Regions from separate parts of the Homo sapiens genome. Here region 2 is linked to region 1. A link is a loop called in an ENCODE intact Hi-C map of the cell type or tissue named here. Cell type or tissue: Caco-2. All regions are shown on one strand. Links, peaks and the distances in the headings refer to the core of each region. The heading gives the core; the rest is flanking DNA. Region 1 holds the start of LOC124904055 (a long non-coding RNA gene). Region 2 holds the start of GPRC5C (G protein-coupled receptor class C group 5 member C).

Evidence for each region. A loop is a pair of places that touch in the nucleus more often than their neighbours do. Peaks named below come from ENCODE experiments on the same cell type or tissue, not always from the same donor. Only the 100,000 strongest peaks of a DNase experiment are listed, where the experiment ranks them.
Region 2: a loop joins it to region 1, with 5 times the contacts of the local background. A loop is called at or near these places in 20 of 110 quality-filtered maps.

The regions. Positions count from the first base shown.
Region 1 is chr17:74,372,022-74,387,398 of GRCh38, forward strand. LOC124904055 (a long non-coding RNA gene) reads left to right here and starts at 8,233. Exons shown (of 2, transcript XR_007065898.1): 1 at 8,233-8,319; 2 at 8,985-9,521. It overlaps GPR142 (G protein-coupled receptor 142), which reads left to right. Exons shown (of 4, transcript NM_001331076.1): 4 at 1-579. The coding sequence ends at 579. RefSeq lists a silencer at 7,495-7,594 and an enhancer at 14,745-15,377. In Caco-2, for the core only: CTCF peaks have their summits at 7,574 (motif pointing right), 8,814 and 9,017; DNase peaks (open chromatin) are centred at 7,600, 8,431 and 8,810.
Region 2 is chr17:74,428,622-74,436,621 of GRCh38, forward strand. GPRC5C (G protein-coupled receptor class C group 5 member C) reads left to right here and starts at 3,467. Exons shown (of 4, transcript NM_022036.4): 1 at 3,467-3,520. RefSeq lists a silencer at 2,340-2,479. In Caco-2, for the core only: no CTCF peak of the experiment used is centred there; DNase peaks (open chromatin) are centred at 2,120, 2,720 and 3,480; H3K4me3 peaks cover 4,006 bases.

The DNA of each region.
Region 1 (15,377 bases), core at 3,049-11,048:
TCCCCAGGCCGGACCCGCCGGGCCATTGCTGCTGTCCTGAGTGCTGCCCTGTTGACCGGCATCCCCTTCTACTGGTGGCTGGACATGTGGAGAGACACCGACTCACCCAGAACACTGGACGAGGTCCTCAAGTGGGCTCACTGTCTCACTGTCTATTTCATCCCTTGTGGCGTGTTCCTGGTCACCAACTCGGCCATCATCCACCGGCTACGGAGGAGGGGCCGGAGTGGGCTGCAGCCCCGGGTGGGCAAGAGCACAGCCATCCTCCTGGGCATCACCACACTGTTCACCCTCCTGTGGGCGCCCCGGGTCTTCGTCATGCTCTACCACATGTACGTGGCCCCTGTCCACCGGGACTGGAGGGTCCACCTGGCCTTGGATGTGGCCAATATGGTGGCCATGCTCCACACGGCAGCCAACTTCGGCCTCTACTGCTTTGTCAGCAAGACTTTCCGGGCCACTGTCCGACAGGTCATCCACGATGCCTACCTGCCCTGCACTTTGGCATCACAGCCAGAGGGCATGGCGGCGAAGCCTGTGATGGAGCCTCCGGGACTCCCCACAGGGGCAGAAGTGTAGAGGAGGGGGCCCAGCTAGGGAGCTCAGGGTGGCTCATGGCCACATGTACTGGGGCCTTTGAGGTTGTACCCAAAACACGTTTATCAACAGCTTGCTTTCCTTGGGTGGGGGTGGAGGCTCCTCCTTTGGGTGTGGCTCCCAGGTAGAGAGGAGGACAACTTAGCCAGCTCTTATGTTTGCTTCACCAGCAATCCCTATTTCCTGGGAAGATGAAAGGGCACTGCCAGGCACAGGCTAATAGCATCAGTGCTGTGGGCATTCCTTTGCGGGGGGCATTTTGCCTGGCTCATCGTGAATGCCAGATTAATGTTGGTTGAATGGATAGAAAAACGGACAGATGGAGGCCGGGTGCGGTGGCTCACGCCTGTAATCCCAGCACGTTGGGAGGCTGAGGCAGGCGGATCACGAGGTCAGGAGATCGAGACCACAGTGAAACCCTGTCTCTACTAAAAATACAAAAAATTAGCTGGACGCAGTGGCGGGCGCCTGTAGTCCCAGCTACTCGGGAGGCTGAGGCAGGAGAATGGCGTGAACCCGGAAGGCGGAGCTTGCGGTGAGCCGAGATCCCGCCACTGCACTCCAGCCTGGGCGACAGAGTGAGACTCCGTCTCAAAAAAACAAAAACAAAAACAAAAACAAAAAAGGACAGATGGATGGATGGATGGATAGATGGATGGATGGATGGATGGATGGATGTGAATTGTCTCCAGCCCACCCCCCTTTCCTGGTGCCTGCTTCTCATTCCCTGAATGGATCACCTCTCCAGCTCCTAGTGGCAATGCCAGAGTTTGAAAAGGAAGATATCTTCAGGACTTAAGGCATTTCTTAGGCTGGAGGAAACAAAGAAATTGAGCTGAGCAATGGGAGGGGGCTGCTTGGGGGATAAAAGCCCCCAGGGCCAGTCAGAAAGGGGTGATCTTAAATCAGATGTGAGGAGCCCAGGCCTGTGTCTGTCCAGCCACAGGAGACACAGCCCCTTAGGTCTCAAACACCCTGGTTGGATTCCACATTACTCCCTGCCCTAAACCAGTACAGGTTCATGGGCCCAGAACCAGCACTGGGGCTATAGTTTTTGTTGTTGCCAATGAGGAGAAAGAAAATGGTCTCTTAACCCAGGGTACTAGGAGAACAGGAAAGGAGGACCTAGCTGGAGATGACCCTGAGCTTCTGCTGAGCCCCCCGAGCTCACGCCCCTTGGGGAAAGGTCTTTTCCTCCACCACTGGGAGGCGGGAGTTGGCAGAGTCCATCAGAGCCATGAGGAGCTCTGCTCCCCACCCTCAGCCTCTCCAGGGAGGCTCTCCAGGGCCCCTCTCTCCTCTCAGCACCACCATCCCGGAGAGGCAGCTGGGAGAGATCAGCAGATGGAACTCCCAGCTGCTCCAGGCTGTGGGTAAACACATTAGCAGCTGAGCTAGGACCACTTTCTGCTTCCTGGTCAGGCTGAGCTGACCTTTGTCCTGAATGGGAGGTTCAGACCTGCCCCCACCCTCTTAGTGGGATGACATCAGTCAAAGAGCTGTTTGTGCACCCAGCACACAGTCAATGCAGAATCAATGCTTGGCTTTCCACTTTGCCTCTCTGCTTCTCCCCAGAGCAGGGATGTCCAGACAGGGAGGTTCAGCTAACCCAGAAAGAGGATAATGTGGGTCTCCAATGCATTTGCCATGATTCTCAACTCCAAAAAACTCTGAAAACCAAAACATGTTTCCGAAATGTGCCACAAACACGTTTAGCGGCACAGCGTGACCCGGTGTGAGGTGATTTCTGGTCCCGAAGTTGTCCTGTGATTGTGAGTCCTGCCAGCCCCACCAGGGACTGTTAGTGGAGTGATCATGTACTGCTGTCCACACCCCACGGAATCGTGATCGAACGCGCACCACTACATGCACACAGCACCTTCCTCTGCTCTGACGTATTCTGAATTCCAAGACATGTGGTGCCGAGTTCAGAGAAAGGACTGAAGACCTGTAAGCCCAACACTTCTGCTCCGGGGTGGTCTACACTGACCCTGAGCAGGTGTTAAGGATGGAGGACCCCCTCACCCGCCCACACCTCCATGTGCACACACAGATGTATCCCCAGGCAGGGTTGATGCACCTGCGCTTTATTCTTTGCTTAAGGAGGAGGGGGATGCAAATGCAGGTACCCGGGGAGGGAGAAGGTCCACCGGAGGACCAGATAATGTCGGCCCCAGCCCAGCCTGAGCCTGCCCTACAGAAGCGGGCACGGGAAGAAAGCACAAAGTTCCATGGATGAAGAACTAAATGGAACAACCTGCAGGGACCCTGCAGGAGAGAACCCAGTATCAGGGAAGAGCATCTGTGTCTCCATGGATGGCAACAGCAGCTGGGTCTAGGCCAGAGGCAGGATGCCTTCCTCAGCTGGCTGGGGGGCTGTCTTTCAGGAGGCCAGCTGCAATATTAGCTCAACTGTCTCTGAGCACCAGTGAAACCAGGAACTTCCAGAAACTGTTGGGGAGGCTCTTTCAAGACACAGTTTTGTTTTGTTTTGTTTTGTTTTGTTGACATGGAGTCTCGCTCTGTTGCCCAGTCGCTCAGGCTGGAGTGCAGTGGTGTGATCTCAGCTCACTGCAACCTCCGCCTCCTGGGTTCAAGTGACTTTCCTGCCTCAGCCTCCCAAGTAGCTGGGACTACAAGCGCACACCACCACATCCAGCTAATTTTTTTATTTTTAGTAGAGACGGGGTTCCACCATGTTGGCCAGGCTGGTTGAAACAATTTTGCATTGAGCCACCATAACCCCAGTGTTAATATTGCTATAACCTCACTTGTACCGACAGGCTGGGGCAGTCAGTGACTTTTTCAAACAACCCTGCATATGGAGTATTGTAACTGTTTTACAAACTTAGGAAATTGAGGCACAGAGAGATTAAATGGTATGCCCCTAGCCCAAAGCTGGTCAAGAGCAGCACTGACACTCAAACCCAAGTCTCCTGGTTCCTGGTCCATTGTCTGTTCCACCCCACACCTTGCAGGTGCTCTCAGATGTAGAAGATTAGAGGCAGACCGCTCTCGGGGATCTTTTGCATTGCTTAGAACTTTCTAGTGCTGGACTTATCAGATTTGAGAACCAGTATCACATTTTCCTAATAAAATGCATTAGGTGGTCAGGTGTGGTGGCTCACGCCTGTAATCCCAGCACTTTGGGAGGCAGAGGTGGGCGGATCACTTCGGGTCAGGAGTTCGAGACCAGCCTGGCCAACATGGTGAAACCCCATCTCTACTAACAAATACAAAAACTAGCTGGGCGTGGTGGTGGACACCTGTAATTCCAAGTTCTCAGAGGCTGAGGCAGGAGAATCGCTTGAACCCAGGAGACGGAGGTTGCAGCGAGCTGAGATCGCGCCATAGAAACACCATGGAACTCCAACCTGGGCAACAAGAGTGAAACTTCGACTCAAAAAAAAAAGAGAAAAAACACATTAGGTAACAGTTTCTTTTTAGCATTTGTGTAACCTTTAATAAAATAAAGTGATAATCACCTTGGTAAGCATGTCACTGAAATGTAAATGAAAAGTATTATTAAATCTGCCAAACTGGCTTCTAGAGGAGAGAAAGACTTAAATGGTTTCAGTTTCTCCTTCTTCCCTTCTCCCTCCATAGCCTACCCACTCATCTGCTGAAATATCTTAGCTAAAGAAAATCCTTTTTGAAATTCTGAGTTTCTTTCCTAACAATTCCCACCACAGGTTTGATGTGCTGTTTGATCTTACGGTCTATCATTTGTCCTTTGTTAATATCTGAGGATGGTTATTGCTCACATGTCTTTCATTTCTTCCCAAGGGTATATATGATTTTTGCTGTTTGGAAGTTGGTTGACAAATTGTTTTCTGGACTCTATTAGTTTTCAAGGGCTGCATTAAAAAAATACCGCAGACTGGGTGGCTTAAACAACATATGAGTTTTTGTTTGTTTGTTTGTTTGTTTTTGAGATGGAGTCTTACTCTGTCGCCCAGGCTGGAGTGCAGTGGCACAATCTCGGCTCGCTGCAACCTCCACCTCCTGGGTTCAAGTGATCCTGCTGCCTCAGCTTCCCAAGTAGCTAGGACTACAGGCATGCATTACCACGTCTGGCTAATTTTTGTATTTTCAGTAGAGACAGGGTTTCGCATGTTGGCCAGGCTGGTCTCGAACTCCTGACCTCAAGTGATTCACCTGCTTCAGCCTCCCAAAGTGCTGGGATTATAGGCGTGAGCCACCCTGCCTGGCCAGAAATGTGTTTTCTTACAGTTCTGGAGGCTGGAAGTTCAAAACAATGTATTGACCAAATGTAGTGGCTCACACCTATAATCCCAGCACTTTTGAAGGCTGAGGCAGGGGGATCACTTGAGCCCAGGAGTTCAAGACCAGGCTAAACAGCATAGGAAGACCCTGTCTCTACCAAAAATACAAAAACAGCTGGATGTAGTGGAGGATCACCTGAGCCTAGGAGGTCGAGGCTGCAGTGAGCCAAGACCACGCCACTGCACCCCAGCCTGGATGACAGAGTAAAGGGCGACCTTGTCTGAAAAGGAAAAGAAGAAGGTGTTAGCAGCTTGGGTTTCTTCTGAGGCCTCTCTCCTTGCCCTGCAGAAGGTCACCTTCTCCCTGTGTCCCCAGTACCTCAAAATGGGACGGCATTTGAAGATAGGGCCTTGAAAGAGGTGATGAAGTTCAAACGAGGCTGTTACGATGGGCTCTCATCCAACCTGGGGAAGGTCTTCAACATATGAATTTGGGTTGGGGGAAACTATGGGTATTTTAAGGACAAATGTTCCTTGGCTGTGGATCCAGGCTTTAATAAAAGTCACTTTTCTCTTGGCTGTATACGAACTATCCCCACCTTTCTCTTCTCCTTGGCTGGCGTAACAGGACTCAAAGCCAGTCTCGTATCTTTAAACATGATCTCTCCTTTCTTCCTGGAAGATCTTGAAGTTTTTGAAGATTCACCCTTGTTGAACAGGTACCTGGAGGTGGGCCTTTTAATTTCCACACTGAGAGTATCTTTTCATTCAGAAAAGGTTATTTTCTTTCTCGTTCGTTTCCTTCCTTCCTTCCTTTCCTCCCTCCCTCCCTCCCTCCTTCCTTCCTTCCTCTCTTTCTTTCTTTCTGAGTGGGGGTTGCACCATGTTGCCCAGGCTGCTCCTGAATTTCTGGGCTCAAGTGATGTGTCTGCCTCGGCCTCCCAAAGTGCTGGAATTACAGGCCTCTTTTCCTTTTAGGAAACAGGGTCTCGCTCTGCCACCCAGGCTGGAGTGCAGTGGCACGACCACGGCTCACTGCAGCCTCAACCTCCCAGGCTCAAGCAATTCTCTGGCCTCAGCCTCCCAAGTAGCTGGGACCACAGGCATGCACCACCATGCCTCGCTAATTTTTTGTTTGTTTGTTTGTAGAGACGAGGTCTCCCTATGTTGCCCATGCTGGTCTCCAACTCCTAAGCTCAGGCGATCCTCCTGCATCAGCCTCCCAAAGTGCTGGGATTACAGGTGTGAGCCACGGCACTGGCCTTCTTGACTTTCTTAATCACAATTGGGTTTCGGGCCCCCTTTTCCCTCGGCCACTCTTATGTGCTCTCTGGCGGGGTGTCCTGCTGCCACTGGCACCTTTCCTGGCTTCCTCATTGCTCAGACCTCAAACAGCTCTTTCCCTCTGTGTTGGGTTTCCCAGTCGCTCCGGTTTGCAGTGCTATCACTGCACACTCCCCCTTAGCAGCACGTTTCTTTCTTTTTTCTTTTTTTTATGAGATGGAGTCTTGCTCTGTCGCCAAGGCTGGAGTGCAGTGGCGCGATCTCGATCTCAGCTCACTGCAACCTCCGCCTCCTGGGTTCAAGCTATTCTCCTGCCTCAGCCTCCCGAGTAGCTGGGATTACAGGTGCGTGCCAGCACACCCAGCTGATTGTTGTATTTTTAGTAGAGACAGGGGTTTCACTGTGTTGGCCAGGCTGGTCTCGAACTCCCGACCTCAGGTGATCTGCCCGCCTCGGCCTCCCAAAGTGCTGGGATTACAGGCGTGAGCCACCGCGCCCGGCCTGAGCAGCACATTTCTTTTTGTCTCTGGAATGGATATCAACGCAACCAGGTTGCTTCCGGGGCATGGTCTCAGGCCCCACCACACACGCAGCCTCTGCCCCTCTCTCTGACTCCCATGCTCACTTTGGTCCTCCCCCATGAGTGCTCTGCTCCTCTTCCCCTTCCCCTCTTTTTTTCAGTCCGAAAGAGGAGGCATGCTGGCTGGATAAAAGGGAGCCACATCTGTCGCTTCTGCTCTGGGATCTTTCATGGGAGCTCCAGTCCACAGACATGAGTGTCCCTCGATTCTGACAAGGTGACAAGGCTCCCTTCCTGTCACCATGCCCGGGCCGAGGAGGTGGCTTTACCAGTGGTGGGGTGGGTGACATGATGGGGACGGGGAGACAAGCTTCCAGAGGGATCGTGCAGAATCCATTCAGCACCCTGGCCCAGAAAGCAAGACCATATTTTCCAAATTAAGCATTTAGCCAGCTGGGCACAGTGGTTCAGGCCTATAACCCTAGCACTTTGGAGGCAAGGCAGGAGAATGACTTGAGACCAGGTGTTCGAGAGCAGCCTGGGCAACGTGGCGAAACCCTGTCTCCACCAAAAATAAAAATAAAAAAAATTTAGCCGGGCATGGTGGTGGGCACCTGTAATCCCAGCTGCTCAGGAGGCTAAGGTGGAAGGATCACTTGAGCCCAGGAGTTTGAGGCTGCAGCGAGCTGAGATCACACCACTGCACTCCAGCCTGGACGACAGAGCCAGACACTGTCTCAAAAAAAAAAGAAAACATTGAGCACTTTGGTTGGCCAGATTACAGAGGTGCTGGCTGGCAGGGACCAAGGGACAGCCCTTGGCATGGGGGTGTCTTGGAAATCTTGCTTCCCTGGCCTCCTTGTCGCTGGGGGTGGCCTGAGCTCCCTGGCGGGTTTTCTGCCCACCTCCTCCTTTTGCATGTCCCTGTCAGCTCAGACAGCAGGGGGCGCTGCAGGACTGGCTGGACGGTCGGGCCAGGGAGTGGGAGGGCGGGCCTTTAAGCCAAGGTTCAAAGGAAGATCGAGTTACTGCAAAGAAACTGCCTGCCCTGGGCCAGCAGCCAGCACCGAGTAGTTGGGTGGGAGGGCTTTGTACCCTCTGTCAGTCTCCTCCACCCTAAAGCCACGTCTGCCACGCTGGGGCTGGCCAGCCACGGGGCTGCAGGGCCCTGCAATTTTCTCAGATGACTTTGGTGGTTTCCTGTGCAGAGTGGTGTGAAGGGCCCTTTCATCGTTCATCGCCCTCCTCTCTCCACTCTCCTTCGCAGGGTCCTGCCAGCCCCTCCTGCTGGCCTCGGGTTCTGCTCACCTGCCTTCCCCACTCTGGGGAGCTTGGCCTGCCAGGCTGCGGAGCCTCAGGGCTTCAGTCAGCGTCTCTGGGATCCCAGGACCCCGTCCTCCCAGCCTGGCGTGAGGGGCCGAGTCCTCCCATCCCCCAGCTGAGCCTGGGCAGGACTTGGGTACCCCCACTTCCCACTGCTCCTTCCAGCCTGCCCTCTCTCCACGGTGCTGGAGGTGAAAGAGTTAATCACATCTGTGGCGGCTCCTTCCAGGACTCCTCCAAGATATATATTTAGCAGGCGGGGCGGGGTGGGGCGGGAGAGGCGTGCCAAGATGCCCTGGCACCGCAGCCCCTGCCTTACCACACCGCTCTTCGGAGGGAGGGGCAGGCAGGCAGTGCCACAGGAGCCGGGTAGGATGGAGGAAGGGACCCATCTAGATGGAGGGAAGGGGCAGGTACGGGAGTTGGCTTTAAGTGGCTTTAACCACAGCCTAGGGAAGGCTGCGGTCTCAGAGAGGACTTTGAGGCCCTGTGTGTGGGGTTGGGGGAGGAGCTTGCTCTGTATCCATGAAAGAAGGGCCCAGTGACTCTGTCTCCCAGGGATGTCGAAGGATTGTGGAAAAGGGCTGGAAACAGCTTAACGGTGAAGGTGATGGGGCAGGGCTGGCTAGAAGAGCTTCTACCACCTATTGAAATGGCTGGGACCCCTGACCAGGGAGCACCGTGGGAGCATAGCCCTGGCCAGTCCAGGTGACCACCCTCTCAGAGCTGTGCTTTCATTCTGGGACAGCAGCTCTGGTGTGGCCAGTGGAGACAAGGGCAGACAGGTTTTTCTATGTCCTCCTTAGAGATTATTTCCAAGGACTCTGCCCTCAGGGAGAGCAATGTATTCAGTAGGTAACCACTAGGCGGGACTGGTTGCTAAGGGCTGTATTTTGACTCTAAGTGGGGAAACCTGTGATTCACCTTATTCCAATTCCTCCAAGTACCTGGGACCTCTGGAGGTTCAGTTCACAAGGAAGACGTTTGGTTTGCTCGCTTGCTTTTTTAACGGGAGTGTCTGTACCCTTCCCTAGGTCCCAAGAATAACTCTGCAGATCTTGGCTTCCCAGCCTCAGGATTGTCCCCAGGGACCAGGACAAAGGGCTTGGTCCTATTGGCTTGTCTCCATGGCGCCTCCCTTCTTCTTCTTCCCAGGTGAATGGATCAGCTCAGTTAGACCCAAGAGAGCCTCATGCTTGTCCTAGACCTCATTTTCCCGACCCAGTGGCATTCCAGCCACACCTGCTGAGGCCTTGGGTACCTGCGCATCAGAGTAGCAGCTCCTCCAGCTGGCAGAGAAAGACTTGATTTGCCACAGTTAGCGCGGCCCACTGTGGAAGCAATCCAGGGTTCGCTCACCACCCAGCCATGCCAGCTGATGCTGTTTTGATTCCCCTAACCAGGGGCAGTCACTTTTCTAGAACTTTCTGTGTCATGAACCCTCAAGGGAGGCAGCTAATGCAACCCTTTCCCAAAGGGCCCTCTCCTAATACCTGCAAATTATAAGGACACTATTTGACTTGATATTATTTCTGGAGGAAAATAAAAGTCAATAAAGGCACATAAACTGCTCTGTGATTTGAGGCAAAATGAATACAAAAGCCAGGCCCTTCTGCCACACCCACTCACCACGTGATCTTAAGAGAGTCGTTTCTAATCTCAGAGTCTCAGTTATCTTGCCTGTAAAATGTGGAGGTTGAGCTACATTAAATCTATGGTCACTTCTCTTACCCAGCTTCGTCCAGGCACGGTGGTTCACGCCTGTAATCCCAGCACTTTGGGAGGCCTAGGCAAGCGGATCACTCAAGGTCAGGAGTTCAAGACCAGCCCGGTCAACATGGTGAAGCGCCATCTCTACTAAAAATACAAAAATTATCTGGGCGTGGTGGCGGGTGCCTGTAAGGGCAGGCGCTGAGGTGGGAGAATCGCTTGAACCCGTGAGGCAGAGGTTGCAGTGAGCCCCGATCTCGCCACTGCACTCCAGCCTGGGTGACAGAGGGAGACTCCGTCTTTAAAAAATAAATAAATAAAATAAAATAAATGCTACCAAACTTACAATTCCCCGTGAAGCACCTAAGCCTTAGTTCAGAGTAGAAGCAGGAGAAACAGAGCTCACTGATGGGAGGCACCTAACAGAATACAGACAGCCTGTGAGCATCTCCATGTGCCAGGCACTGGGCTCTGTGTTTTTTTGTCTGTTTTTCTTTATTTAGAGATGGGGTCTCGCTATATTGCCCAGGCTAGTCTTGAACTCCTGGCCCCAAGCAATCCTTCGGCTTCTGCCCCAAAAAGTGCTGGGATTACAGGCATAGGCCACCACACCCACCTCCCAGGCTCACTTTCTTTCTTTCTTTTTTTTTTTTTTTTTTTTGGAGATGGAGTTTTGCTCTTGTCACCCAAGTTGGAGTGCAATGGCACGATCTCGGCTCACTGCAACCTCCGCCTCCTGGGTTTAAGCGATTCTCCTGCCTCAGCCTCCCAAGTAGCTGGAATTACAGGTGCCCACCACCACGACTGGCTAATTTTTGTATTTTTAGTAGAGACGGGGTTTCACCACGTTGGCCAGGCTGGTCTTGAACTCCTGACCTCAGGTGATCCACCCGCCTTGGCCTCCCAAAGTGCTGGGATTACAGGCGTGAGCCAGCACACCCCGCCAGGCCTAGTTTCTTATATGCACTGTCTCATTCCATTCTCACAATAACCCTACGAGGCAGGAATTCTTGTTATTTCCATTTTATACATGGACATACTGAGGGCCAGAGAGTTTAAGCAATTTGACCAAAGAACACTAGTTAGTGGGGAAAACAGGATTTTAATCGGCCGGTTGCTCTCTGCCTTCTGTACATCTCGCCATTGTGTGCAAGGCATAGGGAGATGCTAGAGTTAGCAGAGCCTGGATCTAGAAGGCAGGTTCAAGGTGAAGTCAGTCAGTCTTTTGTGTGTCTCAGCACACAGGAGCACATACCCCTTAACTCTAATGCTGGGAGTTAGATAAAAACGATGAGTAGTTTGGTGTGGCCGGGACCTAGTGGGTAGAAAGGGGGTGATGGAAGATAACGTTGGAATGATGGGCTGGTACTGACACTGAAGGTCTTCATACAGCACACTGAGCTCCTGATGGTTCTTAAGGGTATGTTCTAGAAAGATCCTGCTGGTGGTATTAGGGAGGATGAACTGAAACATCAGGAGGCCGGAGACCCCTTAGGAGGCCAGAGGGATAGCCCAGGCGAGAGACAGGGAGGCCAGGGAGCAGCTGGAGGGCTACCAGAAGCCTCTGCAGGGTACACTGGGTTTGGAGGAGACCTGGGGGCAGAGGGAGGGAATGCTCACACCCTCTGTGGTCCCTGGAACACTTCTAGCAAGAAGGAGGATTGTGCAAGAGGCTTAGAGAGAGAAGCAGCAGCGCTCCACTCTGTCATGACATAATCCCCTAGGAGATTTGAGAATGGGGGCTTCAGCTACCCCTCCCCGTGAGCATCCTGTGTCCATGGGGGCTTAGCCCTGGGTCCAGAGTTTCAGAGGTATCCCTCTGGGCTCTGGACATGTACCCAGAGGTGGTCGGAAGGGAAGGGTGATTGAGATGGACAGAGAGGCACTGCCCTGGCCGGCCTGGTAGCCTGGCCCCACCCTCTGAGGCTCTTCTTGCTTGGGCCCCCTTGCCCCACTTCTTTCTTTCTTTTTTTTTTTTTTTTAAGACAGAATCTTGCTCTGTCTCCCAGACTGGAGTGCAGTGGCACAATCTCGGCTCACTGCAACCTCTGCTTCCTGGGTTCAAGCAATTCTCCTGCCTCAGCCTCCATGTAGCTGGGACTACAGGCGCCCACCACCACGCCCAGCTAATTTTTGTATTTTTAGTAGAGACAGGGTTTCGCCATGTTGGCCAGGCTGATCTCAAACTCCTGACCTCTGGTGATCCTCCCACCTTGGCCTCCCAAAGTGCTGGGATTACAGGCGTGAGCCACTGCACCTGGCCTATTTATTTATTTATTTATTTGAGGCTGAGTCTCGCTCTGTCGCCCAGGCTGGAGTGCTGTGGAGTGCTCCCTGCAACCTCCGCCTCCTGGGTTCAAGCGAATCTCCTGCCTCAGCCTCCCGAGTAGCTGGGACTACAGGTGCCCACCACCACACCTGGCTAATTTTTTCTATTTTTAGTAAAGATGGGATTTCACCATGTTAGCCAGGCTGGTCTCGAACTCCTGACCTCAAGTGATCTGCCCGCCTCGGCCTCTCAAAGTGCTAGAATTACAAGCATGAGCCACCGCGCCCAGACTCCCTTTGCCCTTCTTCTGATGCCAAGGGGCGCAGGGTCCTGTCCTTACAGGGCTCGAGTGGCTGCATGTGAGGAGGCTGCTCCACACCAGTGTCCACGCCAGAGCTCGGCTCAGTGGCCTGGAGGAAGCTCCCACGGTGATGTGGAGTCTCCAGCTGCTCTCCTGCCCGTGGACTTTCCACCTCATATTTCTGGAGTTCTGGACTCTCACCAGCTCTTCCACACTCCCTCACTCCTCTACTCCAACGTGGAAATAAACAGAGAACATGAATGAGAAGGCGCAAAGGCCATGATTCAGGGCTTGCTGGGTAACAAGGGGGCAGCCACCACCACCTGTGTTTGAGAGGGACTCAAAGGCGGGCGGGGTAGGGAAGCTCTCGGGTGGCGTAAGCCAAAAAGTATCTGTGACAGAACTCCATCGATTCAGAGGATTATTTGCCAAGGTCGAGGACGCGCCAGAGGAAGAGAAACACGAGTTGCAGTAGGATCTGTGGCCTGTGCTTTTTCCCAGGAGATTTGAGGACTTCAACATTTAAAGAGGGGGCTGGCCGCGGTGGCTCATGCCTATAATCCCAGCACTTTGGGAGGCTGAGGCAGGAGGATCACCTGAGGTCAGGAGTTTGAGACCCGGCTGGCCAACATGACGAAACTCCGTCTCTACTAAAAATACAAAAATTAGCTAGGCGTGGTGGCAGGCACCTGTAATCCCAGCTACTTGGGAGGCTGAGGCAGGAGAATCTCTTGAATCCAGGAGGCAGAGGTTGCAGTGAGCCGAGATCACGATACTGCACTCCAGCCTGGGCGACAAGAGCAAGACTCCGTCTCAAAAAAAAAAAAAAAATTTAAAGAGGGAAGAGCAGGAAGGAAGGGAAGGAAGAAAGGACAAAGGGAGGGAGAGCAGGCAGCAGGGGAAGGAAAAGGAAAAGGGAGGGAGAGCAGGCAATGAGGGAAGTTGTTATGTTCCTGTGAGGCTTTGATTAGTACTCACTGAATCCACATTTTACACAGGAAAAGAGGTGTGCTTAATAAATATATGTTTTACGTAAGATAAAGTAAGCATGTGAGATGACAGCTGGCTATTTGGGAACAAAAGGAAGGTAAGTTTTTGTTTGTTTTTGTGTGACTCAGCCAGGCATGGGGGCTCCCACCTGTTATCCCAGCACTTTGGGAGGCCGAGGCAGGGGGCTCACTTGAGCCTAAGAGTTCAAGACCAGCCTGGGCAACATGGCAAAACCCCATCCCTACAAAAAATACAAAAAATTAGCAGAGTGTGGTGGCATGCACCTGTAGTCCTACCTACTTGGGAGGCTTGAGGTGGGAGGATCACCTGAGCCGGGAGGTCAAGGATGCAGTGAGCTGTGATCGTGCCTCTGAATGCCAGCATGGGTGAGAATGAGACCCTGAAAAAAAAGAAGAAGAAGGAGAAGAAAGAAAAAAGAGAGAGAAGAAAGGAAAGAAAGAAAGAGAGAAAGAAAGGAAGAAAGAAGGAAAGAAGGAAAAGAAAGAAAGAAAGAAAGAAAGAAAGAAAGAAAGAAAGAAAGAAAGAAAGAGAGAAAGAGAGAAAGAAAAGAACAGAAAAAAAGGAAGAAGGAAAGGAGGGGAGGGGAGGGGAGGGGGAAAGGAAAGGGAAGCTTCAGGTTTACCTTGATGGAGGCTGTGGGCCTAGGAAGCTGGAAGCAGCTCACTAGAAGAGGACAGGGCATCCTATGGGATTGGTTAGAGGGGCATACTTGGCTTTACTTTTTTTTTTTTTTTTTTGAGACAGTGTCTCACTCTGTTGCCCAGGCTGGAGTGCAGTGGTGCCATCTGGGCTCGCTGCAGCCTCAACTTCATGGGCTCAAGCAATCCTCCCACCTCGGCCTCCCAGGTAGCTGGGACTACAGGTGTGTGCCACCACACCTGGCTAATTTTTATATTTTTTGTAGAGATGGGGTCTCACTACATTGCCCAGGCTGGTCTCAAATTCCTGGGCTCAAGAGATCCACCCGCATTAGCCTCCCAAAGTGCTGGGATCATAGGTGTGAGCCCCTGCATCCAGCCCATATTTGGCTTTTTCTTGGAAATGGGGATAAATTGGAAGCAGGGATGAGAATTAGGGAAACTGTCGATTACAAATCAAGTCCTGGCCAAGTGGAGTCAATTGGTTGACTTCTTGGACCAGTCATTAGAACTGATCGCCTGACTTCCGCAAGTATGACTTGTAGCTAGCAGACAGCAGGCTGGCTTCCTGGGCTGGTCGTTGTAGAGGATGGCGGGGCTTCCTGGGCTGGTTGCTGCAGATTGTGGGTCAGAGATCTATTTTTATGTCTGGTCTGGCCGCTGGCCATTTGTAGAGTCAGTCTCTCACCAGCAATCTGTGATTATCATCCTAGTTTTTCAGACAAGTAAACTGGGAATCAGAAAAGTGAGCTGACGTAGCTAAGGTCACAGAACTAGTAAGTTTCAGAACCTGGACAGGAATCTGCCGGTCTCAGCCTTCCGCAGGCAAAGTTCACAGCTGACTCATTTTTGCCTCCTTGTCTCCCACTCTTAATTACCCCAGTACTTTGGGCATGTTCTCAATAAGTATTTATTGAATGAATGAATACAAATTTTTATGACGTCAGTGAGGAAACCAGAGAGGAAAGCCAGAAGAGAGTGAGGGGTCTTCGCTGAGGAGGCCCCTGTAATGAGAACGACGCCGCTGGGTTCTCTTGGCCACCTCTTCTCTGGCATCCTGCAAGAATCCCAGGTCCTTGGTTGGAGCCTGGAACCACTGGCTGAGAGACTTGTGGGTCTGGGCCAGCTTGGCCAGGAGGGACCTGGCGTTGGTTTGGAAGGGTGAGAGTCGGGGGAGCCTGCACCCCACGGGGTTACATTGTTATAATTAACATACTGGGGACGGCTGTCGGATCTCACTGAGAGGAGGGGCAGTCAATGGTGGGGAAGGGCACTTCCTCCCAGGAGCCGCCTGGGGATCCAACCAGGTGGGGAGGGTCAGGAGCCTCAGGCACTACGGAAGGCAGAATTCTAAGCCCGTCCCATGGACTCCATCCCTGTCCCCAGAGTTACTCCCTTGACCATATTATAGGGCTACACAGTGAAAGGGATTTATGGTGTAAGAACGGTACCCCAGGGAAACAGCGGTGGCTGGGGAGGTCAGGTGGACCTGGGGGGC
Region 2 (8,000 bases), core at 1-8,000, 54 kb after region 1:
CCTGGGCAACATAGTGAGACCCCATCTCTACAAAAAAATGCAAAAATTAGCCATGCATGATGATGCACTCCTATAGTCCCAGCTACTCGAGAGGCTGAGGCAGGAGGGTTGCTTGAGCCTGGGAAGTTGAGGCTGCACTGAGCCGAGATCGCAGCACCGCACTCCAGCTGGGGTGACAGAGTGAGATCCTGTTTCAAAAATAATTGATTAATTTAAATTTAAATTATAAATAAAAACTGTCAGACCTGTCAAGGCTTAGAGGGAATGACAATCATGCCAGGAAAGGGGAGGCTGATCGCTGGCTCCCTGTAAGCACCAGGCTTGTGTGAGGAACATTCCAGACACAGCTTCATTCTGGGGGTGATGTTATCATCCAGTTTTACAGTTGAGGAAAGCAGGGCTCAGAGAGATGAAGCAACTCATCCAAGTCACACAGCCGGCAGGTGGCACAGGTGTTCCCACCTTTGGGCCTTGTCAAGACCTCAGACATCTCTGAAGGAGGCTTTCCAACGAACAAAGGGTTTCTCACTCTGCCAGTAGGAATCCAACTCAGGTGGGGGTGGAGGTAGTTGGGTGGTGGACACAGACATGCTTCTCCGCAATCCAGAATCTTTTTTTTTCCTTTTTATTTCATATATTAAAAAAAATAAAATAAATAGGCTGAGCGCAGTGGTTCATACCTGGAATCCCAGCACTTTGGGAGGCCGAGGCGGAAAGATCGCTGGAGCTCAAGAGTTCAAGACCAGCCAGAGCAACACAGTGAGACCCCATATCTATTTTCTTTTTCGTTTGTTTCAATAGAGATGAAGTCTATGTTGCCCAGGCTGGTCTCCAACTCCTGGGCTCATGCGATCCTCCCACCTAGGACTCCCAAAATGCTGGGATTATAGGCGTGAGTCACTGTGCTGGGCCTCAAGATCTCTTTGAACAGTAGCACTCTTTGAACACTTCTCAGAGTGTAGTTTTTTGGTGAAAACAGAGTTTGCAATGGGTTCTACGCCTACTGGGGTATTAAATCAAAGTGAAGGACATTTGGGGGCACAGAGGACCCTGTGGCTGGAGTCTCGGAAAGCAGCGCCACCTCCCACAGAACTTCCCTTCCAGCATCACAGGCTCGCTGGGTCCAGCAGCCCCCACCAGGGTCTGACTCATGGTGGAGGGGTCTCATGCCTTCTCCAACTCTTGCCTCCCCACTCTGGACCAGCACAGGCCCCCGGGACTAGAGCAGAGACCAACAGGGACCCTGAAGGCTGAAGCCCATGTCATCGGCCCCAAAGGACTTGCTTTGTCCTTTAAAGGCAAATCCTGCCCAGGAAGTGAGACGGAGTGAACACAAAAAGAGCAAACAGCTCTCAGGAAACCTCCCTACATATCCGCCGCCATCTACCATGCAGGGCTGGCAGTGGGCAGGGCTCCGCTGCTCCGTCCAGGCCTCAGATGCCCCAGCCTTTCCCCCGCCTGGGTCGGGAGGGAGTGGTAAAGAGTTGCCTTTTTGGAGAATCTAGGTAGGGAAAAGAGATTCCCAAAGCTTGAAAATAAATTGAAACAGATCTGCCAGATCCACAATTCATCTTTGGCTTCTTAAGGTCACAAGCAGTCTCGGGGACTATTTCCATTCCACCTTCCTCTAGCTCTTAGCTGGCTTTTCACATATGCTAATGAGCGGCCCCTCCCAGCACACTGTGTTCAGCACCAGTTGCCTGCTTCACGAGAACTAGTCCCAGCCCACAGTCACGGATGCCCCTCGCCTAGGTCTGACCCGCCGTTTGCCTTTCTAGCGTTGGCACTCAACTGCTTGGACCCTACAAGCGTTTGCCTCCCTGGCATGGGGGCCTCTGAATCTTAGGGTGGGAGGTGGAGCTACGGAAGGGAGCCCAGGAGTGAGCAACAGATCAGCAGCAGCACTGCGCCCCTCTTCTTAATATTGAAGAGACTTGAAACAATTCAGTCTTCGCCACCCCAGACCAGCCCGTGAGGGCAAGGCCAGGAAGGGATACAGGGTTCTAGAGAACCAGGGCCTCACCGCCAGCTCCGGCCGCTAAGCAAACATTCCCTCCAGGAGTCCGAGAAGCCGGTGTGCGAGGGGAGGAACCAGCCTGAGGTTTATCGCTCCAGCAACTCCGGGTGATTCATAGAGTTTAGACTCCCGGTTGTCGTAGACCGCGGCAGGCACGCAAACAAGCAGCCCGGGAGATACCCTCCCCTTTCCCAGCCCCCGCTCCTCCACCTTGCTACCCCCTAGCCCGTGACCAGCTGCCTCCCCTCCCCCTCGCGGGCGCTCAGGGTTGAGCAAACACTCCGGGCCGCCCGCCCCGCCACCAGCTGGCTCCGACCGGCGCACCGCTGGCGATCCCCCAGGCAATTCGGCGTCATGAGAACCGGCACCCCGAGACTCGGCGCCCTGCCCTCCCTCCGCGTCTCCAGGGCCCTGGCCAGGCCCAACAACCTCTCCCTCCTCTGTGCGCCTCAGCCCCTACGGGCCTCTGGCGCGGGCTAACTAGGCCTCGCTGCGGGCCCCCAGGACTGCGCACCCCACCCCCCGCGAGGCCAGCAGCCCCGGGGGAAGGCGGCCGGAAAATCTCTTGTTTATCGGGCTGGATAAGTACCAGCCTGGATTCGCTTCCCAATTTCTGCGGTCCAGCTTCAGCAGATTCCTGGGGCCGGAGGGGAAAGGGTGGCAACCCACAGATCCACCCCGGAACAGGGAGTGGGGGGTGGGGCTGGTGGGAACCTGACCTCCTGGAAAGGACGGACTCGGAGTCAGAGCCAACGTGTCCCGGAGCGCAGAGGCCCAGGGGGTCGCGCTAAACACTGTACCTCGGGGAACAAAACCGTGAAGGCTAATTAGGACAAGTCGGAGCAGGGAACGGGGACGCCGGGAGGGGAGAGCGCGCTCCGAGTTGGGCAGAACCTGGAACGGTCACAGGAAACCCGGGCGCGGGGTAGTCGGGCCGAGGGGGACCTTTGCCCACGGTCCAGAGTGGTCTGGACTCGGCCCACGCGTGAGAGGAGCGCTTGGTGACGATCCCACGTACGCTTGGTGACTGGTGGAGGTCCCAGAGAAGGACCGTGCGTGCAAAAGGCGAACCTCGGTGTGCGGTGTGTCCACGTGTGCAAGCTGGGGAGGGGAGGGGGCGCAGAAGGCGTGACAAAGACGGACTCTGTCTTGAGTGTGCGCCTCGCTCCGGCCCGCTCCCAGCGAACTGTGCCTGAAGTGTGTCTCACGGGAGGGCCAGGACGAAGGTGACAAAGGCTAGGTGTCCCCCACGGAGACGCGCCAAGGTAGCCCCGCGCGTGTCCGTAGGCGCGCTCTCTGGAAGACGCGGTGGGGGGTGCGCAGGGCTGCACCCTCACACCAATTGCCCCGGCGAAGGCCGAGCCCAGAAAGTGAGTGCGCGTGAGTGTGCGCGCGCCCGCATGCGGGGGCGTGGCAGTCAACAGCAACAACCCACACGCCGGCAGGGCCAGAAACTCCCATCTCCCTCACCAGCCGGAAAGTACGAGTCGGCTCAGCCTGGAGGTGAGTCGGGGCGGGGAGGGCCGGGCAGGCTTTGTTCCTGTGTAAACGGAGCGCACGTACCTGGAGCGCGGCGGGCGCCCGATTAGCGCCCTGAATGGAGGTGATGTAACGGTGATGCAGGCTCCAGCCCACCCTCGCCGAAAGCAAGGAGCCCTGCCTGGGGACAGGCCCGCGCGAGAGCGAGCAACCCAGCGCGCCTGGCTCAGCCTCGGTCCCAGGGAGAGGCAGGCCCTGCGTCCCGGCCCGGGCCCCGCCATCCCAGCCAGGACCGGGCCTGGCCCAGCGCCCCGCGCCGCGTCCCTCCCACCCCCGCCCGCCCCCCGCCTGGGGCTGGAGTTGGCCCCAAACGCTGCGCTGGAGCGGGGCCGGCGGCGAGTCCCAGGTAAGGGCTGCTGCCTTCCCGCTCCGCCGCCCGGAAGAGTCGGGTCGGGACGGCGGGGAGTGGGCGAGGGCAGAGGCGGGGGGACTGGACATCCTGCGGGCTGGGGACGCCGCGCCAACTCCGCTCGGTCGCTGAAAGTTTTCAAACCCGAGCCGGCTGGGGACTGGGGGGGTGGGGGAGCCCGGCGCTGCGGCTCGGGCTGGAGGGAGGGGAAACCACTCCATAATCGGGGTCTCCAAGAGGAGCCCCTCCACCGCCTGCCTCTCGGTGGGAGTCCGCGGTCACTCTCTCTCGTGGGTGGCGTCCTCTCTGCCGCCTGCTACTGTGGATGTGGAGGGCAGGTTTCTGTGGCCCTAAAAATGGGAGAGAGTGACTGGTTCCCTTGCTCCCCATTCCAGCCACCCAGGGAGCGCAGGTGTAGACCCCAGTACCGTCGACCCAAGTAGGGACGAGAGGGTTCAGAATCCCCCTGAGGGAAGTTTGGAAATTCAGACTATCAAAGCGCCTCCCCTTCTGGTAGCCTGGCCCCTAGATCCCGAACCCCCACTCCCGGCTGGCTTTTCCAGCGTCCTTTGCACCTCCATCCCCAGGCCCGCAGTGTTACACGCTGGAAGACCCAATCACTTACAAACTCCACGATCAAGATCCTAAAGCCCGGGAGAGGAGACTGTTGGAAGTAGGGTTTTGTGCTCCTGGAGCTTCCTCTCCCCGCCGGCCCCCCACCCCTGTGCCTTCAACTGGACTGGGGGAGGGAGTGCATTGGGGGGTGGGGCGCATTCCAGAGTGACATTCCAGAGCAGACCCTTGAAGATTTCCAAGTCTCAGAGAGCTCAGGGCATTTTGGCCCAAATGCCTGGTCTTGGTGCGGGGCAGGGGCAGGGGGATAGGGGTGGGGTGTCTAGGCTGAGGTTCGAGGAACCCCAACCCACCCCCCACCAACCTACACACTGAGGCCGCTCCTTCCAGGCACAGGCGTCTCCTGTGCGCCTTCTTATCGATGGGGTAAACGCCTGAGCGCCCTGCACAGAGGGGTGAGACAGTGGGACCTAACCAGGGACTGGGAGAGACCGATAGGAGTGGAGGCAGGAAGGCTGTCAGTCGGGCCATCGTCTTTCCCTATAGGCTCTTGAGTGTGTGGGATGGGAGGAAGGCAAGTGCTCTGTGGTATCCCTGGGGGAACCTCCCTGAAGAGTGCCCTGGTCACAGCACCCTTGAAGACAGCCATTGGCCATGGGTCAGTGTTGAGTTTGGTTGGCCCTGTGACGCGCTGGAGCTCTCTTTCCAGTGCGGTATCCTTGGCCCTGGTGGGTGGAGGGGGTCTCAGGCTTGTGTGTGGATGATGCTGGAGCGAGGAAGGGAGTTTTGCTCTGGAGAAGTGAGAAGGCCTGGCTGTCTCCCCGGTTGCTGGATGAAGCCACTTGTTGCTGGGGGAAACCAGTCAGGGCTGCTTGGGCCTCTGGGCCTCTGAGCCTCTGAGCCCACCAGGCCTCTGCGCCCCCTGGAGAGAGAAGGAGGGAGGAGGGAGGTTCAGCAACTGGACTGCACTGACTCACAGGAGAGCTGGGGGCAGGGTGGCTGAGCCTGGGGAAAGGCCGATTTCGGAGGCGATTAAAAATATTTGTACAACTGATTCCAGGGAAGTGAAGCAAAAGGCCCTTTTGTCCAGAAAATAATCTGAGGCTGGAGCTGGGCTTCAGCTGTGGGGTGGGGGAGACTCAGGGCGGAAGGAGGTTCCCCTCCTACCCCCCTCCTTGAACCCTCTGAGAATCTTTAAGCAGAAGATGCAACTCCAACATGGAGGGGACAACCCTGGGTGTGGAGAAATGCACCTGGGACCATCCAGAGGTGACTTCCAAATGCCCACTGTGTTCAGGCACAGCACCAGCTGTGGCAGTGGATTCTAGAAGTCTTGTTCACCAGCTTCAAAGACCTTACAGCCCTGGAGGGGAGACACGGACATGATTTGAACGTTCAGGGATCAGAAGGCTCAGTCTTAGTGCAGGGTCTGGGGACCCACAGGAGGCAGAAGTTTCCTCCAGGGTCCTGAGGAAAAGCCTCTGACCAGAGCTGAGTCCATCTTGTCAGTCCCTTAGCCACCATCTTAAAAGGTGGCATTGGGCCGGGAACGGTGGCTCACACTTGTAATCCCAGCACTTTGAGAGGCTGAGGTAGGTGGATCACCTTAGGTCAGGAGTTTGAGACCAGCCTGGCCAACATAGTGAAACCCTGTCTCTACTAAAAATACAAAAATTAGTTGGGCATGGTGGTGGGCACCTGTAATCCCAGCTACTCGGGAGGCTGAGGCAGGAGAATTGCTTGAACCTGGGAGTTGGAGGTTGCAGTGAGCCGAGATCATGCCATTGCACTCCAGTCTGGGCAACAAGAGTGAAGCTTCGTCTCAAGAAAAAAAAAAAGGCTGGGCGCAGTGGCTCACGCCTGTAATCCCAGCACTTTGGGAGGCCGAAGCGGGCGGATCACGAGGTCAGGAGATTGAGACCATCCTAGCTAACACGGTGAAACCCCGTCTCTACTAAAAATAGAAAAAATTAGCCGGGCGTGGTGGCGGGCGCCTGTAGTCCCAGCTACTCGGGAGGCTGAGGCAGGAGAATGGCATGAACCTGGGAGGCGGAGCTTGCAGTGAGCCGAGATCACGCCACTGCGCTCCAGCCTGGGCGACAGAGCGAGACTCCGTCTCAAAAAAAGAAAAAAAAAAGGCATTGGCTGAATGTGCACTCCCGGCATCAGAGGGCTGGAGCTGTGCTCTTCTGAGCTTCTCTTTAACTCTCTGAGGGTCCCTGTCCTAGGCAGTGGATGAGAGCCACGCCCAGAAAGCCCAGGTTTCCCACCTGAGTCCATGTATTTCTGTCTTCCCACCTGCCCTTCCATTTCTGGGGGAACCAGAGAAATAAGATATTTCAGGATGGGACCAGGTTGTTTCCTCTGAGGCTGTTAAGTTACTCAGCAACTTACTAAAAGCAGCAGCCTGGCTGCTGGGCAGCAGCATGGTACCTGGATGCGGTGAGGGGCAGGTACAGGCTCCTCTCTCATTCCTTGAAAGTTTCTATATTGAGGGGGTTGGCAGGAGAAGCAAGACTTGAAGGGTCAGGTGCAGAAGGAAGTTGCTGGTCACCAACCACAAAATCAGGGGGAAACTGGAGGTGGGGGCTTAGGGACAGAGAGCTGTGAAGCTTTCCTGACCCTAGCCCAAGTGCCTGTGGGCTTCTTGGAGCCAGCAGGGTACAGGCAAGTATTTCTAGGGCAAGATGGATCAAGAAGAATGAGTGACATTGGTCCCTGGCTTGGTTTTCTGTAATGACATGCCTGTTAGATTTGAACTTGTAGTATGGGCTTTAGTATCCTTTTCCCCCACCTCCGCCATCCAACCAGTCCTTCGATTGTTTTTTGGAAAGGATCTTTCAGAGCTGGCCATTATGGCTTTACCTTTGGCCTTGACCTTTAAACTGGAATGAATGTGCCCCCCAACAAATCGATTGCCTGTGCATTTTTGCCAGACTCTTTTCCTAAAAGCGCAACCCTGGCTATGCCCCCATGATGCTAAAAGCAGCCTTCAGTGGCTGCCTGTTGCCTTTAGGATAATGCCCCCAGCCCCACCCCTGTAGCATTTCCAATGTGTCAGCCAGCAGCTGCAGCCTCCCTTTGCAGACTCAGCTGATACTTGGCAAACTGAATTCTTTTTTAACTTGCTCTGGACTTGGGCTCAAAGGGCTTTGATTCACACCATCTTTTCTGCCTTGCACGTCCCTCTCCTTGTTCCCTTCACCTGCTCAGTCCTTCCTCACATTCTTCAGGGCTTAGCTTTTGGGTGTCCCTGTCTCTTGGCAGTGTCTGGGACCTGGTATGTTTTTTTATTAGATTCTGAGTAAAACTCTGCGGAACAGTCTTTCTCTACTCTGCCTGTTTCTCTTCTGTGTTCCTGTAGCCCCTGTCTCTCTCCTGCAGGTAAATTCCGTTGTGTGGCCCTTAATCATATTCTTCCTTGTGTAATTTTTGTGAGTACCTACCTTATCTCTCTTGATAGATTTTAAATGCCATCAAGTCAGGGACTACGTTTGTTCATGTTTGTATTTTCCACAGCTC